Linked DNA regions of Homo sapiens: region 2 is linked to region 1. Evidence: chromatin loops called from intact Hi-C (ENCODE). Cell type or tissue: IMR-90. All regions are shown on one strand. Links, peaks and the distances in the headings refer to the core of each region. The heading gives the core; the rest is flanking DNA.

What was found. Hi-C counts contacts between places; a loop is a spot of excess contacts. Peaks named below come from ENCODE experiments on the same cell type or tissue, not always from the same donor. Only the 100,000 strongest peaks of a DNase experiment are listed, where the experiment ranks them.
Region 2: it touches region 1 in a loop (10-fold over the local background); 13 of 110 quality-filtered maps call a loop at or near these places.

Annotation. Positions count from the first base shown.
Region 1 is chr16:66,401,790-66,410,050 of GRCh38, forward strand. CDH5 (cadherin 5) reads left to right here. Exons shown (of 12, transcript NM_001795.5): 12 at 863-2,995. The coding sequence ends at 1,380. LINC00920 (long intergenic non-protein coding RNA 920) reads left to right here and starts at 6,735. Exons shown (of 2, transcript NR_046242.1): 1 at 6,735-7,025. RefSeq lists a silencer at 4,717-5,011 and an enhancer at 4,723-4,792. In IMR-90, for the core only: a CTCF peak has its summit at 4,850 (motif pointing right); DNase peaks (open chromatin) are centred at 6,722, 7,182 and 7,592; H3K4me3 peaks cover 1,044 bases; H3K27ac peaks cover 519 bases; H3K27me3 peaks cover 1,727 bases.
Region 2 is chr16:66,512,153-66,520,548 of GRCh38, forward strand. TK2 (thymidine kinase 2) reads right to left here. Exons shown (of 10, transcript NM_004614.5): 7 at 5,637-5,725; 8 at 4,984-5,063; 9 at 1,579-1,659. Among named protein-coding and RNA genes, the nearest start is that of TK2, 34 kb to the right of the region's middle. RefSeq lists enhancers at 1-101, 102-1,077, 7,876-8,376. In IMR-90, for the core only: a CTCF peak has its summit at 3,816 (motif pointing left); a DNase peak (open chromatin) is centred at 4,809; H3K27ac peaks cover 2,074 bases.

The DNA of each region.
Region 1 (8,261 bases), core at 1-8,000:
GTACTGTATCCTGCATTTCACTCGCCATGAGACGCAGCAGGGGCTGATCCTCCAGAGGAAGCCCTCAGGTGATTAGAGATCACCCTGGCACTCACGGCAAGGCCTGGATACAGCCACGGGGCACCTGCAATACAGATTCCAGGCCTCTCCTGCCTGTAGCCCTCCTGAGAGTGGCCTCGGTATGCCCGACTTCTGGGACTTCTCCAGCAGAGATTTCTCCTTTATTAATAATTAATGATGATGATGGCATCCCCACCACAAATAGAATTGCATTTGACCTCACAACCATCCTCCCAAATATAAACAGAGCAGGGAGGTCATCATTTCCATTTTACAGACAAGGAAACTGAGGCTGGGGGGCAGGGCTGCCTTCCAGGGCATCCCAGCTTTACTTATGTATATAGTAGTTTGTTCAGTAACTCAAAGCTAGAAGGCCTGAGCCTAATTTTAGAAGCTCTCTGCACTTCAAGGTCTACCCCTCCTTAGGGATCCAAGACCCTCACATAGCCACACCCCTCAGAGATTCCCACAGGCTGAGCATCCGCACCTGCCCCTGGGTGTGGGGGAACGGCAGCGGTGGGAGTGTCGGGCGAGGTGGGGATGAGTATGCGGGGGAGCGGCAGGGACGGGGTGTGGGGTGTAGGGGGATGGCGGGGATGGGGGTATGGGGGAACGGCGGGGATGGGGTTGCAGGGGAAGGGGGGCCAAAAGGATGGGGTTGCAGGGGAAGGGGGGGCCAAAGGGATGGGCATGCTGGGAGGGCGTGGGGGTGGGGTTGCAGGGGGCAGTGGGGATGGGGGCATGGGGGGCCGCCCAGGCCCCCAGCCTTGTCTGACTCTGCTGCTCGGCTCCCTGGCTGCAGTGATCACCCTGCTCATCTTCCTGCGGCGGCGGCTCCGGAAGCAGGCCCGCGCGCACGGCAAGAGCGTGCCGGAGATCCACGAGCAGCTGGTCACCTACGACGAGGAGGGCGGCGGCGAGATGGACACCACCAGCTACGATGTGTCGGTGCTCAACTCGGTGCGCCGCGGCGGGGCCAAGCCCCCGCGGCCCGCGCTGGACGCCCGGCCTTCCCTCTATGCGCAGGTGCAGAAGCCACCGAGGCACGCGCCTGGGGCACACGGAGGGCCCGGGGAGATGGCAGCCATGATCGAGGTGAAGAAGGACGAGGCGGACCACGACGGCGACGGCCCCCCCTACGACACGCTGCACATCTACGGCTACGAGGGCTCCGAGTCCATAGCCGAGTCCCTCAGCTCCCTGGGCACCGACTCATCCGACTCTGACGTGGATTACGACTTCCTTAACGACTGGGGACCCAGGTTTAAGATGCTGGCTGAGCTGTACGGCTCGGACCCCCGGGAGGAGCTGCTGTATTAGGCGGCCGAGGTCACTCTGGGCCTGGGGACCCAAACCCCCTGCAGCCCAGGCCAGTCAGACGCCAGGCACCACAGCCTCCAAAAATGGCAGTGACTCCCCAGCCCAGCACCCCTTCCTCGTGGGTCCCAGAGACCTCATCAGCCTTGGGATAGCAAACTCCAGGTTCCTGAAATATCCAGGAATATATGTCAGTGATGACTATTCTCAAATGCTGGCAAATCCAGGCTGGTGTTCTGTCTGGGCTCAGACATCCACATAACCCTGTCACCCACAGACCGCCGTCTAACTCAAAGACTTCCTCTGGCTCCCCAAGGCTGCAAAGCAAAACAGACTGTGTTTAACTGCTGCAGGGTCTTTTTCTAGGGTCCCTGAACGCCCTGGTAAGGCTGGTGAGGTCCTGGTGCCTATCTGCCTGGAGGCAAAGGCCTGGACAGCTTGACTTGTGGGGCAGGATTCTCTGCAGCCCATTCCCAAGGGAGACTGACCATCATGCCCTCTCTCGGGAGCCCTAGCCCTGCTCCAACTCCATACTCCACTCCAAGTGCCCCACCACTCCCCAACCCCTCTCCAGGCCTGTCAAGAGGGAGGAAGGGGCCCCATGGCAGCTCCTGACCTTGGGTCCTGAAGTGACCTCACTGGCCTGCCATGCCAGTAACTGTGCTGTACTGAGCACTGAACCACATTCAGGGAAATGGCTTATTAAACTTTGAAGCAACTGTGAATTCATTCTGGAGGGGCAGTGGAGATCAGGAGTGACAGATCACAGGGTGAGGGCCACCTCCACACCCACCCCCTCTGGAGAAGGCCTGGAAGAGCTGAGACCTTGCTTTGAGACTCCTCAGCACCCCTCCAGTTTTGCCTGAGAAGGGGCAGATGTTCCCGGAGCAGAAGACGTCTCCCCTTCTCTGCCTCACCTGGTCGCCAATCCATGCTCTCTTTCTTTTCTCTGTCTACTCCTTATCCCTTGGTTTAGAGGAACCCAAGATGTGGCCTTTAGCAAAACTGGACAATGTCCAAACCCACTCATGACTGCATGACGGAGCCGAGCCATGTGTCTTTACACCTCGCTGTTGTCACATCTCAGGGAACTGACCCTCAGGCACACCTTGCAGAAGGCAAGGCCCTGCCCTGCCCAACCTCTGTGGTCACCCATGCATCTTCCACTGGAACGTTTCACTGCAAACACACCTTGGAGAAGTGGCATCAGTCAACAGAGAGGGGCAGGGAAGGAGACACCAAGCTCACCCTTCGTCATGGACCGAGGTTCCCACTCTGGGCAAAGCCCCTCACACTGCAAGGGATTGTAGATAACACTGACTTGTTTGTTTTAACCAATAACTAGCTTCTTATAATGATTTTTTTACTAATGATACTTACAAGTTTCTAGCTCTCACAGACATATAGAATAAGGGTTTTTGCATAATAAGCAGGTTGTTATTTAGGTTAACAATATTAATTCAGGTTTTTTAGTTGGAAAAACAATTCCTGTAACCTTCTATTTTCTATAATTGTAGTAATTGCTCTACAGATAATGTCTATATATTGGCCAAACTGGTGCATGACAAGTACTGTATTTTTTTATACCTAAATAAAGAAAAATCTTTAGCCTGGGCAACATAGGGAGACCCTATCTCTACCAAAAAAAAATTAATTAGCCAGGCATGGTGGCAGGCACCTGTGGTCCCAGCTACTTGGGAGGCTGAGATAGGAGAATCACTTCAGCCTGGGAGATCAAGGCTGCAGTGAGCTCTGAACGCACCACTACACTCCAGCCTGGGTGACAGAGTGAGATCCTGTCTCAAAAAAAGAGAAAGAAAACCTTTGAGATTCTTCCATTTTTAGAGCTGAGAGAGCACTTGTGAAACACACACACATGCACAAACATATAAACATGCATACAGGCATGCACATGCACACACAAATACACATACACACACACAAGCACACACACACCACCACCACCATCATCAGAGGAACTTACAGAAAAGGGGACATTTATAGATTCCTAGGAATATGCCAAAGCTTTTCAAAGCCTCTATGGACAGCTCATTCCTTAACTTTTCCTTTTAAAATCTTTTTTAGCTTCTTATTTGCCCCAGCCACTATCACTGCCTCAGGCAGCTGCAACGTTAAACAATTGCCACTGATTACTTTCAACAAATAACCTCAGAGAAAAGGCTGTGTGTATTGAATGGGTATCAAGTCAGGTCAAAAGAACACAGCCTTGCAAGTGGAGTTTCTTCCAGGGAACTACCAGACAAGTTGAATAATGACAGTTATCTGGGAATTGGACTTTGCAGAAGCTCCAACCCTGTTCTGATCTGTTTGTCTCTAGACTGCTGGTTTTCACCATGATTATGAATCCACTGGGTTTCAAGGCTACCACAGGTCTCGGGAGAAGGGGATGGGACTAGGGCAAGTTAAAATGCCATCAAGCTCTGCCAGGTGTGGTGGCTCATGCCTGTAATCCCAACACTTTAGGAGGCTGAGGAGGGAGGATTGCTTGAATATAGGAGTTTGAGACCAGCCTGGGCAACATAGTGAGACCCAGTCTCTATTAAAAAAAAAAAAAGGACAATGCCATCAAGCTCACTGTTCTTACCAATATTTAGCTGTTTTAAAAAAAAATAGGTACACCCTGGATTATTGCAAGTTTTTAATTAGTTTTCAGAGTTCTGAAAAAGTTGGTTTTGACAATTTTGGCCAGTATTCTCATTGCTTTTCTCGGGGAGAAGTGCTCCTTACTCAGCCATTCCTGCCAATGCCACCCCTTCCAGCTGGTTTTTAAGCTGTTTTCCCACCTGTCTGAAGTACCTGCTCCCTGAACTCACGGTTGTTCAATCCCTGGAGCCCATGAGATCTGTTCACTACTTCCTTCTCCAAGAAGCCTCCCCATCCCCAAGACACCTCCAGATGAGACAATCTCTGTCGCTCCAACCTTCAAGAGGGCCTGGCTCTGAGCTCTTGGCCACCCTGGTCACCTCCTCTGCTTGGAACCTGTTTACCCTAAGGTAGGAAGAGTGATCTTCATAGTGGAGGAGGGCCTGCCTCTGAATTTGTACATTTTATGGTACCCCAAACCCAGTGGCCTGGAATCTTCTGACCACACTGCACATGCCTGCTCCAGCCAACCCTGGGTCCCAAGCCTACCGAAAGTGGGCAAGGGGAGCAGAGGCTCAGAGCCCTTCCCCTCCCCCAGGCCAAACCTGTGAAGCCAGCATGACCTTCCTCATTTCACAGATGTCCAAGGTGGGACCCAGATGGGGATGAGATGTGGCCAGAGCCACACAGGCAAGTTAGGGACAGAGTTGGGCCTAGACACTCTCCCATTCCCCTAGACCACCCTCAACCGTTGCCTCCTGGGTCCCAGGACAATGCGAATCTACAGACTTCCCAGACCTGGGGGGCTAGAGGCTGAACCAAGGAGCATCGTCCGCGGCTGTTGGGTTGGTAATGGGAAATGACCACTAGGGGGCGCGCTGTGTCAATAAATGCTCAGCCAGGGCCGGTGTCTGCGAGCTCCGCGGCCGGGCATCCTGGCAATCAATGGACCGCAGGTTCTGGGGGTTCTGGACCTTGACAGAGAACCTGGTCTGGCCCTACAACCTGCCTGGGCTCTCGCTACGCTCCTCCGTCGCACCAGGCTCTGATGGGGTAGAGAGAGCCAGGGACCTAGTCCCCCACCTTCCCGAAGGAACGGGGTACCCGCTGTCTCCAGCAGCCCAGCCAGCACCAAGAATCTCGGCTCTCCGAGAGCGGCTGACCTTGGCCGCCGGATCTTTGGATTTGTGAGGGTCACAGTGCACCACACCATCCCTCCCTGCACCGGGTGGCCCTGCCGCAGTGTCCACGCCTCGTCCTCCTGCTCGGCTCCGCCCTATTTTCGCCAAGCCAATCCTGGAAGGTTGACTCTGGGCCAGGAACGGAGCTGCAGTCCCTGAGCGCCCTGGTTTCAAGGCGCCTCCCAGGTCAAGAATCCTTCGAATAAATCCTACTGTCTTCAAGGTGACTGGTAGAGTCTCTGATGTTCACAATCAAAACCTCAGACCACCCAGCAATCCCCCTTCTAGGGATTGCTAAGGACCTCCTAGGGACCTAAGATGCACTGGGTGTATCTGCCTCAGTAAATTCAGTGTTACTTACAAGCAAAAGATTCGAAACAATGTAAATGTCCAACAATAAGAGATTGGTTAGGTAAATTATGGCAAATCCACAAAACACTACCGGGCAACCATTAAAAGTCATGTTGGGACGTGGTGATCTTGAGCTAAATTCAAGGTCAAGGCTAAAAAGCAAAACCCAATGAATTATTTACAGTCAGATCTCAATTTTTTCTAGTAGATATCCATCTTCAGGTTATGAAATTATGAAAAATTTTTATTTTCTTCTCTATTCTGTGTTTTCCAAATTTCCTATAAGTAGTATATATTATTTTTATAATCAGAAAAAAAAAGTTATCTTAATGTTGATTTCTAAGCACTTTTTTGTCACTGGAAAACAGTGAATTGATAAGCAAAATTTATCCCCAAATATCATTTTTTAACACTAAAACTTTCTGTTTTTTTAAAAAGTTGAGTTCACTATTAATGCAACAGACTTTTAAGAATTACCAGCCTGACCAACATAGCGAAACCCTGTCTCTACTAAAAATACAAAAATTAGCCAGGCATGGTGGCAGCTGCCTATAATCCCAGCTACTCAGGAGGCTGAGGCAGGAGAATCGCTTGAACCTCAGAGGCAGAGGTTGCAGTGAGCCAAGATCGCACCACTGCTCTCCAGCCTGGGCGACGGAGTGAGACTGTCAAAAAAAAAAAAAGAATTAACTGAATTGTTTTTGAAGTCATCACCCTTGAATCCAGAAAATCTGTTGTTAAAGGGTTGATTAATTTTGTCTGTTTGCTTACTTCTGAAAGCATTTCTTTGAATTTCATCGGTGGGAGTCTAATCCTGTTAACCTTTGAAGTTAACAGCAAATTTCCAGCCACTTTCTGGATCAGAGCAGTTACAGTCTATGATATGAGGGAAACCCGGTTTTTCAGCCAAGTGACTTCCATAGGATTCTGCAGTGCATAGAAATATCCACCATTCCTCTTCCTCAAAGATAAGAGAAACAGCTGGGGCCTATTTCTCTCAGCCCATCCAGAGGTTATTTGGGATGTTTAGGAAATCTGTGTATCCCCCAACACTTAAGGAGACTTCACAAAACTTTGCAATGTGGTCTTGTAGCCTAGGGCATAGAAAGCACAGTTATCTTATAATATTCCTGTATAATGGTTGCCAAGGGGATGTTTAATGTTGTTACGCAGGAAGCTGTGCTGAACAAGAGTCTTTTGCTTTCAGATCAGACTCTGGGCAGGAAGTGAATCTTCACAGGGAAGGAAGCAACAAAACTCTGCCTTTGGCTTTTGCTGGCTGAGCAGGGAAAGGCCTATAGACACAGGGCATTGGGCAGGAGCTAGAACAGCCCTCCCTAGAGCACTACATAAAGCAGCCAATATTTTGCAAAGCATAGGGAAGAGTGAAAGTCATCCGGGGCATTTGCAGACACAGCACTAAGAACTTGGTGACAACAGCCCTGAAGCAAAACAGCAGCATGTACTGGGCAGGGCTTGGGAGATAAGACAGGACATCTGAAGCTAAACATGGTGAGTCCATTTCCTGGGCTTTCTGGAGCTATGCAGGGTGATAGGCTCATCCTGGCTTGCCCAGGACTCTCGTCGTTTTAGTACTAAAAGTCCTGTGTCCTGGAAACTCCTCAGTCCCAGGCCAGGTGGTTCAGAGTCAGCAGTCCTGGATGAGTCAGTGCTCTCCTACAAGCAGAGTTAGTTTCTTAACCTCCCTGAGTCACAATTTTCTCATTTGTAAATAAAATAAGGTAATATACTGCCTACTCTAAGTTTTTGTGAAAGTCAAAAGAAATAAGTCTTGAAAAGGTAATAGAACCAAATTTGGCACATAGTAATTATTCAATGTTAACAGGAAGGAGGGAAGGGAAGGAGGAAGAAAATGTTAAAAGATCGTTTTTTAAGGTAAAAATCATAACTCTTTACTCATATAAAATGAATATGTATCAAAGGTTTTATTTAACTCGTTAGTTTATGATAGAACCTGTCCAATGTTACAACCCACTGAAAGGAGTATTCAGAGAATCCCACAATAAAGCCAATAAGGAATGCTGAAATCAACTTACATACAGAAATAAAACTGGTCTATCCGCAGGGTAAAGATAGACTGCATTCCATTGGACATAATCATTTGTACTCCCATGGGCAAGAATAATTTGCATTAATCTAAGTTTTCTTCAACTTACAGAGTTGTAAAATAGCTCAAAGACGATGAAAGGCAATAACCTGGAAAAGTGTACCGGACAAAAAACCCAGTAATTTTTTTTTTTCCTATTTGAAAGTCTTTCATAATCTTTCCTAACAGAAGAAAAGAAAGAAGGAAGGAAGGGAGGGAGGGAGGGAGGAAGGGAAGGAGGGAGGGAAAGAAGTGTGGGTCTAATAGGGTTTGGATATGGTTTGGCTCTGTGTCCCCACCCAAATCTCATGTTGAATTGTAATTCCCAGTGTTGGGGGAGGGACCTGATAGGAGGCGACTGGATCATGGAGGTGGATTTCCCCCTTGCTATTCTCATGATAGTGAGTGAGTTCTCAGGAGATCTGGTTGTTTAAATGTGTGTAGCACTTCCCCCTTCACTCTTGCTCTCCCGCTCTGCCATGTGAAGAAGGTGCTTGCTTCCACTTCACCCTTCCGCCATGATTGTAAGCTTCCTGTGGCCTCCCCAGCCATGCTTCCTGCACAGCCTGCGGAACTGTGAGGCAATTAAACCTCTTTTCTTCAGAAATTACCCAGCATCAAGTAGTTATTTATAGCAGTGT
Region 2 (8,396 bases), core at 141-8,140, 110 kb after region 1:
GCAGCAGGGGGCAGGGAAGGGCACAGAAGGTTGCAGGCAGATAAAAAGGAAGGTTAGAGCCAAATCGCTTTCAGCTCTAGGGCAATCTACATTTCCAATGAGGTTTTCACTTAAGAATGTACTACAAGAGCTAGGTATGGTGGCTCATGTCTATTATCCAAGCACTTTGGGAGGCTGAGACCTGAAGATTACACGAGCCCAGGAGTTTGAGACCAGCCTGGGCAACACAGTGAGACCCTGTAAGCTCATGAATGATTTGTTTTTTTCCCTCATCACTTTCTACCCTCCTTTTTTTCCATAATGAGGGAGAAAAATAAGCTGTACTTATTTAAAAATCTACTACAGTAGGCCGGGTGCAGTGGCTCACGCCTGTGATCCCAGAATTTTGGGAGGCCGAGGCAGGCAGATCACTTGAGGCCAGGAGTTTGAGACCAGCTTGGCCAACGTGGCAAAATCCCATCTCTACGAAAAATATAAAAAATTATCCAGGCATGGTGGCATGCGCCTGTAGTCCCAGCTATTCAGGAGGCTGAGGCAAGAGAATCATTTGAACCCAGGAGGCAGAGGTTGCAGCGAGCCGAGATTGCGTCACTGCATTCCAGTCTGGGCAACAGAGTGAGGCTCTGTCTCAAAAACAAACAAACAAAAAATTACTACAGTAATATCTCACTTTCCGGCAACCTCACTGCCTGCAAGAGCCATAAGCAGAAGTGTTTGAGCCCAAACAGATATTCCTATGGCCACGCACAAAAGCTCATGCACAGCCCTGCCTCACATCCCATCAAACAATGCTCCTATAGCCATGCACCAAAGCTTGCGCACAACCCTGCCTCACAGCCAATCCCATGTTGTATATGTAACCATCTTAGGTTCCCTCCAATCAAGACTCGGAGGGACCCCAGACTCCGCATTTCTTGGGAGCATCTGGGCCACTGCTTATTTGTCTGAGTAAAGAAATCTGGAAACAGCAAACTGGAAAACAAGGAGATGGGGAAGTAAGGAAATGCTGACGGGACAGACACATCAATATCAGTCAGAAATGACACATGGCAGCAAGAGAAAGGAGGATTACTGTAAAAAGTAAACACAGGAACGCAGAGACATTAGTGGGCAGGGCAGACAGTTCCACACACCTCAGCATTCCTAAGGGCATCACTGTGTGACAGCCCAGACCAGACAATGACATTCCTTCTGATGACCTGAGTCACCAAACAAAGGTGAAATGAGGCTCTGTGTCATCCACGGAAGGAGGAAGGTCACATCAGAGGAACTACTATCCCAAATGGTGAAAACTGAGACCCGGGTCTAGAGTCTTCGCTGAAGATGCTGGATCAGTGACAACTGCCAGGTGTGATGGCACTGGCACAGACTGCCTTCCCTCGGGTCTGGCCAACTCACTCTGAGACTCAGCCCAGAAACAGGCACTGGGAGAGAGAGCACCAGCCTTCCCACCTTCCTTCTTCTAAGTTGTCAAACTCTAAAGGACTGTGCCCTCCCCTGTCTGCAAGGTGGCTGACATTCCCCGGGTCACTCCTCTTTCTAGAACAGTCTCGTACCCTGTAAGGGAGTCTTACTTACCAGAACAGGGGCTGCCATGGGGAAAAGGCTGCCTTTGATGAGCCACTCCTCATGGAGATGGTGAATTGCTTCCAGGTATTCCTGCCAGGGAAACACAAGCAGTCTGTCGGGAGTGGACAGAGCAGACCCCACCTACCAAGGGTGTCAAGCAGAGGGGGTCAAAGTAGTCAATGACCATGGGCAGTGACTCAGACAAAGGAACCCTGCAAGAGCAAACCTGGCTCAAGTGGACAGCGGCAGACGCAGCCACACACTCGGTGGCCAGGCTGAGCAAAACAGCACAAGTGTCACCAGCCACCCTGCTCTGCTCCACTGGGGGTTCGTGGGCACAAACACTGGCCCTTCCCCTGGCGCCTGAATCAAAGCCAAGGCAAAAGGCAGGACCCCCTCCCCCTCCCCCTCTCCCTCTCCCCTTTGCACGGTTTCCCTCTGATGCCCAGCCGAGGCTGGACTGTACTGCCGCCAACTCGACTCACTGCAACCTCCCTGCCTGATTCTCCTGCCTCAGCCTGCCAAGTGCCTGGGATTGCAGGCGCGCACCGCCATGCCTGACTGGTTTTCGTATTTTTTGGTGGAGACGGGGTTTCGCTGTGTTGGCCGGGCTGGTCTCCAGCTCCTAACCGCGAGTGATCCGCCAGCCTCGGCCTCCCGAGGTGCCGGGATTGCAGACGGAGTCTGGTTCACTCAGTGCTCAATGTTGCCCAGGCTGGAGTGCAGTGGCGTGATCTCGGCTCGCTACAACCTCCACCTCCCAGCCGCCTGCCTTGGCCTCCCAAAGTGCCGAGATTGCAGCCTCTGCCCGGCTGCCACCCCGTCTAGGAAGTGAGGAGTGTCTCTGCCTGGCCGCCCATCGTCTAGGATGTGAGGACCCCTCTGCCCGGCCGCTCAGTCTGGGAAGTGAGGAGCCCCTCTGCCCGGCCACCACCCCGTCTGGGAGGTGTACCCAATAGCTCATTGAGAACGGGCCATGATGACGATGGCGGTTTTGTCTAATAGAAAAGGGGGAAATGTGGGGAAAAGAAAGATCAGATTGTTACTGTGTCTGTGTAGAAAGAAGTAGACATAGGAGACTCCATTTTGTTCTGTACTAAGAAAAATTCTTCTGCCTTGGGATGCTGTTAGTCTATAACCTTACCCCCAACCCCGTGCTCTCTGAAACGTGTGCTGTGTCCACTAAGGGTTAAATGGATTAAGGGCGATGCAAGATGTGCTTTGTTAAACAGATGCTTGAAGGTAGCATACTCATTAAGAGTCATCACCATTCCCTAATCTCAAGTACCCAGGGACACAAACACTGCGGAAGGCGGCAGGGCCCTCTGCCTAGGAAAACCAGAGACCTTTGTTCACATGTTTATCTGCTGACCTTCCCTCCACTATTGTCCTATGACCCTGCCAAATCCCCCTCTCCGAGAAACACCCAAGAATGATCAATAAATACTAAAAAAAAAAAAAAAGGCAGGACCCACACCTGGCTTCTCCCATTTACTGCCACTTTTGCAGCAGCAGGGCCTCAGTTCCTTCAGGCAGGGGCCCAGCCCTGGGCAGCCTCTAAACCCTCCGCTCTGTCTTGCCACCAAGAGGACTGTGACCCTCACCCATTGCCCTTCTACCCCCTCAACAACTCGTAACCTATAGACCCTCCAGACTATAAAGACCACCAACTGCAGAAAGCCTGATGCAGCGGAGCCCAAGGGAAAAGGGGCACAGGCCCTCCTGAGCCATGGGGCCTGCATGCCAGGCAGAGCAGATACTCGTGCTCTCCCAGGCACAGAGTGGGATGGCTCCTCACACAGATTCCACTCGCCATCCCAGAGGCTCGCGTGTCAACTCTGCAGCAGCCTTTACATCTCCTGCCCAGCTCTCCCTTGGCAATAGGAGCCAGATGTGTCCCATGGACCTGGTCAAACCCTTAAGACAATGGCTTGGATCACGGCTTGGACGGCCCCCAGGCTTGGGGAGCATCTGGGTCACTGCACAGAGCTGCTGTGCGCATCACAGCATGGTCCAGCCTGGCCCCATTCCACCACATTCCATCTTCCTAGCATTCTTGTCTCCAAGATTTCAAAGGAGCTGCCCAGAGTGACGCCTGGGCCCTCGTGGCAGGAATGCATCGTGCTGGCACCAAGGAAAAACAAGGCTGAGCAGGATTTCAGGAGTTGGATAGGCTTCCCAGGGCCCCCAGTCCAGCCTATCCTGAGCTCAGAGCCCCTGACACCCCACTGAATGCTTGCCCAGCCTCTGTCTCCCTCCAGTGGCAGCTTCTCACATGGGACATTCAGTTCAATACTAACTGAGCAACTACTAGGCACCAGGCCCCAAGGCACATGCAGAGGACACGGAGGGAATAAGACCCAATCTTAAAAAGCTCACATTAGTGAGGGATGGGGAACAAAGGTATAAACAAATAGTGTCAGTATGCTGTCCTAAGGCCCATGATCACAGAAAGCCAGGGGGTGGGTTTGGGGGGGGTTACAATGGAAGGAAGGTCAGGGGTGGCTTCCTGGAGGAGGTGACATCTGAGTAACACTTTAAAGACAAAGGAAACGACTGTGCAAAGGCACATTTGCATAACTCCACTGTGTATGTGGTTGTTTGTGTGTGGCCACAACTAGTTCCTTATAGCCAGAGCATAGAAAGTAGGGAATGGAGGATGATAACGCCAGAGAGGCAGTTGGGGCCGGGTCATAAGCCGTATTACAAAGTGGGGACTGCATTCTAGCCAGCAGCAAGGCACTGAAAGGTTCTGGGCTGGGAAATTGCACGAGTGGTGATGAGTATTGGAAATATCAGCCGGGCGGCAGCCTGGAGGCCAGATTTTGAAGGGAGATGCAAGGAGGGAAGGGCCAGGGCGAGATGCACAGCCCGGGCCTATACTGGCAGAGTCCCCATGAGAGTCAGTGTGGCCTGAGCAGAACTCAGAAGGGCATGGCATCTCTCCAGTGGGCAAACACCACTAAGCATGAGCACCGCCTCCGTGCCGGGCACTGTGCTAAGCACTAGGGATGCAGCAGTGAACAAGAGGGCTGGGTCCTGCCCTCCTGGAACTCGCATTCTAGGGAGGACACAGAGAGCACAAGGCCAGGCAATCTTCAGGAGGCAGAACAGACAAGCCCTGGTGCTGCCAAGATGGGGAGGGGCAGGTGGGGAGGGGAGGGGAACGCCTCCAAGCAGGAGGGTTGCCAAACTGTGAGTCAGCGACCACAGGAAGCCAAGCAGATCTGGACATCCACGTGGGTCTCTGGCCAAACAGGAAGTCAGAGTTCACCCTCTGATACACTTGGTTCCTGTTCTCTCTCTGCAAACAAGGGCACAATGATCTCATGGGGGTGGGGCCGGGAGAGGAAGCCGGGTTGGACAGAGGTGGTTTCCCAGTTTGTCTTTAACCAAGTCAAAGAGGCCTCTTACCAGCGGAATGACCTTCTCCTCTTCCCTGCATCTCTTCTTTAACCTCTGGTAACAAGTCTCAGGATTGGTCCGAAGGTAAACTGAGGTTAAAAGAATACGTGGCTCTCAGGACTCTGCTCATGGCTTGGAAGCAAAGCAGGCACACAGGCAAAGGCGGGAGGAAGGTCTGCACAGCTCGAGCAGGAAGCAGGGAGGGCCAGCTCTTGGCTTGACCACTGACCCTCCGCCTCGACTTTCATTCTCTTTCAGTGTCAGCGGCCCCGTGGGGTCGTTTTGAGGCTGAATGGGATTCTGTTCATAGACAGAGCTCAAAACAGGCCTCACACCCAGCAGGTCTCAGTGAATGTTCAGGCTCTGTCCTTCCTGTTCCTTTGCAAACTAGAAAAACCCATCAGATCACAGTGGATTTGGGTCTGAAAGTAGCTGAGCCAGGGAGGGAAGTTTAAAGAACAAAGGCCAGGGTTCTTCTCCATGAGAGACCAGAAGTCCCGAATTCTGTCTGCCCTCAGGGAGAAAGCTGAACTCCCATGGGGAAGGAACTGCCAAGGGCAAGTGCCTCACCCACTGCCCCCAAGGGTTGGGGCCCAGCCAAGCACATCCTCAAGGGACCCAGGAGAGAGACAAGAGAGGGAGGTGGGAGGGGTGCATCTCACCTATCAAATCAACAGACACGTCCATGTTCCTCAAGATCCAGTCAAACCATTCCGACAGAACTACATAGTCCACTTCTGGCATCTTCCCACTGCAATGAGAGTTGTAAGGGCTTATTCACCTAAGAGAAAACTTCTGGGCTATGCAATTCCCCCAAAAGGATCTTGAGACGGCTCTCAATGAAAGGAGTCACCAAGGGTACCAGGGCACAGTGTGATCCGTGCAATACTGGACATGCAGTGACAAGGACCCTAAGCATTCCCGACCTCCTGCTGCCTGGGAGCGGCTTATGGCACAATGCTGCAAGGGCCATGGCACGGAGTGATGGGAGAATTCACTTGGGATTGGAACTCTAAGCAGAGAAAGGGACTTTAAAGCTTGTACCCTGAGAACAGAGACAGTGCTCAGGTTAGGCAATGAATCAGCAAACCAATTTCACTTCTAGAAATTTATTTTGTGGACCAGGGTGGTGGCTTATGCCTGTAATCCCAGCACTTTGGGAGGGTGAGGTGGGAGGATCACTTGAGGCCAGAAGTTCAAGATCTGCCTGGGCAACATGGAAAGACCCCCATCTCTACAAAAACTACAAAAAAATTAACTAGGGGTGGTGGCGCATGCCTATGGTCCTAGCTACTCGGGAAACTGAGGCAGGTGGATCACTTGAGCCCAGGGGTTTAAGGCTGTAGTGGGTCATGATCATGCCACTGCACTCCAGCCTGGGCAACAGAGTGAGACCCCTGACTCAAACAAAACAAAAAAATTTATTTTGTGAAAATAATCATGATGCTCACCGCGGCACTGTTTAAACCAATAAAAAACTAAATCTTGGTAAATCTATATAACAGAAAATTCACGCAGTAACTGAAGGATGATATTGTAAAATAATATTTAATGGCATGGAAAAATTTCAAATCTAATGTTCAGTGAAAGCAACAGGATCTAAAACTGTGTATATCCCAACCACATTTCCAAAAGTATTCACCAATGCATCTTGGAAAGGTGGGAAAGAAAAATATCAAAATGTAAAAAGTGCTTTTCTCAAGCTGCAGGACTACATGAGACTTTTCTTTTTTTCTTTATACCTTTTTGTATTTTCCAAATTTTAACAACACATTACTTCTCAAATCAGCAGTGGGAGTTGGGGAGCATTACTACATATTTTAGTTTTTATTTATTTTTTTTTTTTATTTTTTGAGACGTAGTGTCGCTCTGTCGCCCAGGCTGGAGTGCAGTAGTGTGATCTTGGCTCACTGCAAGCTCCGCCCCCCAGGTTCACGCCATTCTCCTGCCTCAGCCTCCCGAGTAGCTGGGACTACAGGCACCCGCCACCACGCCGGGCTAATTTTTTGTATTTTTAGTAGAGACAGGGTTTCACCGTGTTAGCCAGGATGGTCTATTTTTTATTTTTTTAAGACAGAGTTTCACTCTGTCGCCCAGGCTGGAGTGCAGTGGCGTGATCTCAGCTCACAGCAATCTCCGCCTCCTAGGTTCAAGCGATTCTCCTGCCTCAGCCTCCTGAGTAGCTGGGACTACAGGTGTGCGCCACCATGCCTGGCTAATTTTTGTATTTTTAGTAGACACGGGGTTTCACTATGTTGGCCAGGCTGGTCTCGAACTCCTGACCTCAAATGATCCACCCGCCTCGGCCTCCCAAAGTGCTGGGATTACAGGCATGAGCCACTGCGCCCGGCCTACTACACATTTTAAATGTTAACTTTAAAAGAAAGAAAAAAAGGCAAGAAAGTGGGAAGGAAGAACGAGCCAGGGTGAAGGAGAAATCTGGCATCTATTCCTGGTATTCCTGTGGGTTTCCTGTGCCCTGGGAGGAAATGAACAGGAAAGAGAGAGCAGGAATGGACACAGCTGGAGGGCACAAGCCCATCAGCAGGCAGACAACCCTCACAGGCCTAGCAGAGGAATTCTCCCTTTAACATCCTCCATTCCACTAGTGGCTCCATGTGGGTCCCGCTCAGAGCTGGGTTCGGCAAGACTGGCCATGGGGGAGTGGCCGTACCTGAGCCATGTGCAATGGGAGGCTCTCAGTGGGGAGGGGGCAGGGAGGGGCTGACTCCAGTCCCACGAGGGGATGAGCATGGAAGGAAGTAAGAGGCTGGAAGAGTGAGGCAGGCACTCTGGGAGGCCAAGGGCACAAGTAGCCCTGTCTTGGGGCCCTAACAGCAAGGCATGGCACCAACTGGAGAGGGACATTCTCCCCTAGTCTCTGAGACCACCCCCATGTCCTCAGAAGAGAAGAGTATTTGACAGAGGAGCGGGAGAGTGGACGGAGAACAGCAGCGGGGCCTGAGCAGACTGCAGCACAGAGGCCAGGGCAGACCAACCTGTGGGACGGCCAGGACTCCCAGAAAACCTGGAGAAGCTGCGTGGGAGGCTGGAGGAGTGGGAAGGAAATCCTACAGCATTGCAGAGGGGACTCCCAGGCAACAAAACTCAGGCACTACAAGTTCAGGTGACAACTTTGTGTCCACAGGCTGCCTCCCTGCCTCCTCTCCGCTTACCTCCTTAAAAGTAGCCCATTCTTTATTCAGGGTCCATCCACAGACCCAAGGGCTTCAGGGAAACCTCACCCCACCCCAAGCTTCCAAGCTTTAGGGTAGGCACAATCGGTCTAAAGGAAGTCGTCTCCCCTAGTTCCAGCAATGCGTTCAGGAAGCCAAGCTAAGTCAATCAGTGCAGGGCCTCCCCCAGCCAGGGGCCCAATTTGGATTAGGCAGGCGTGAGGGAGGTTTGCAGGGACTTACAGA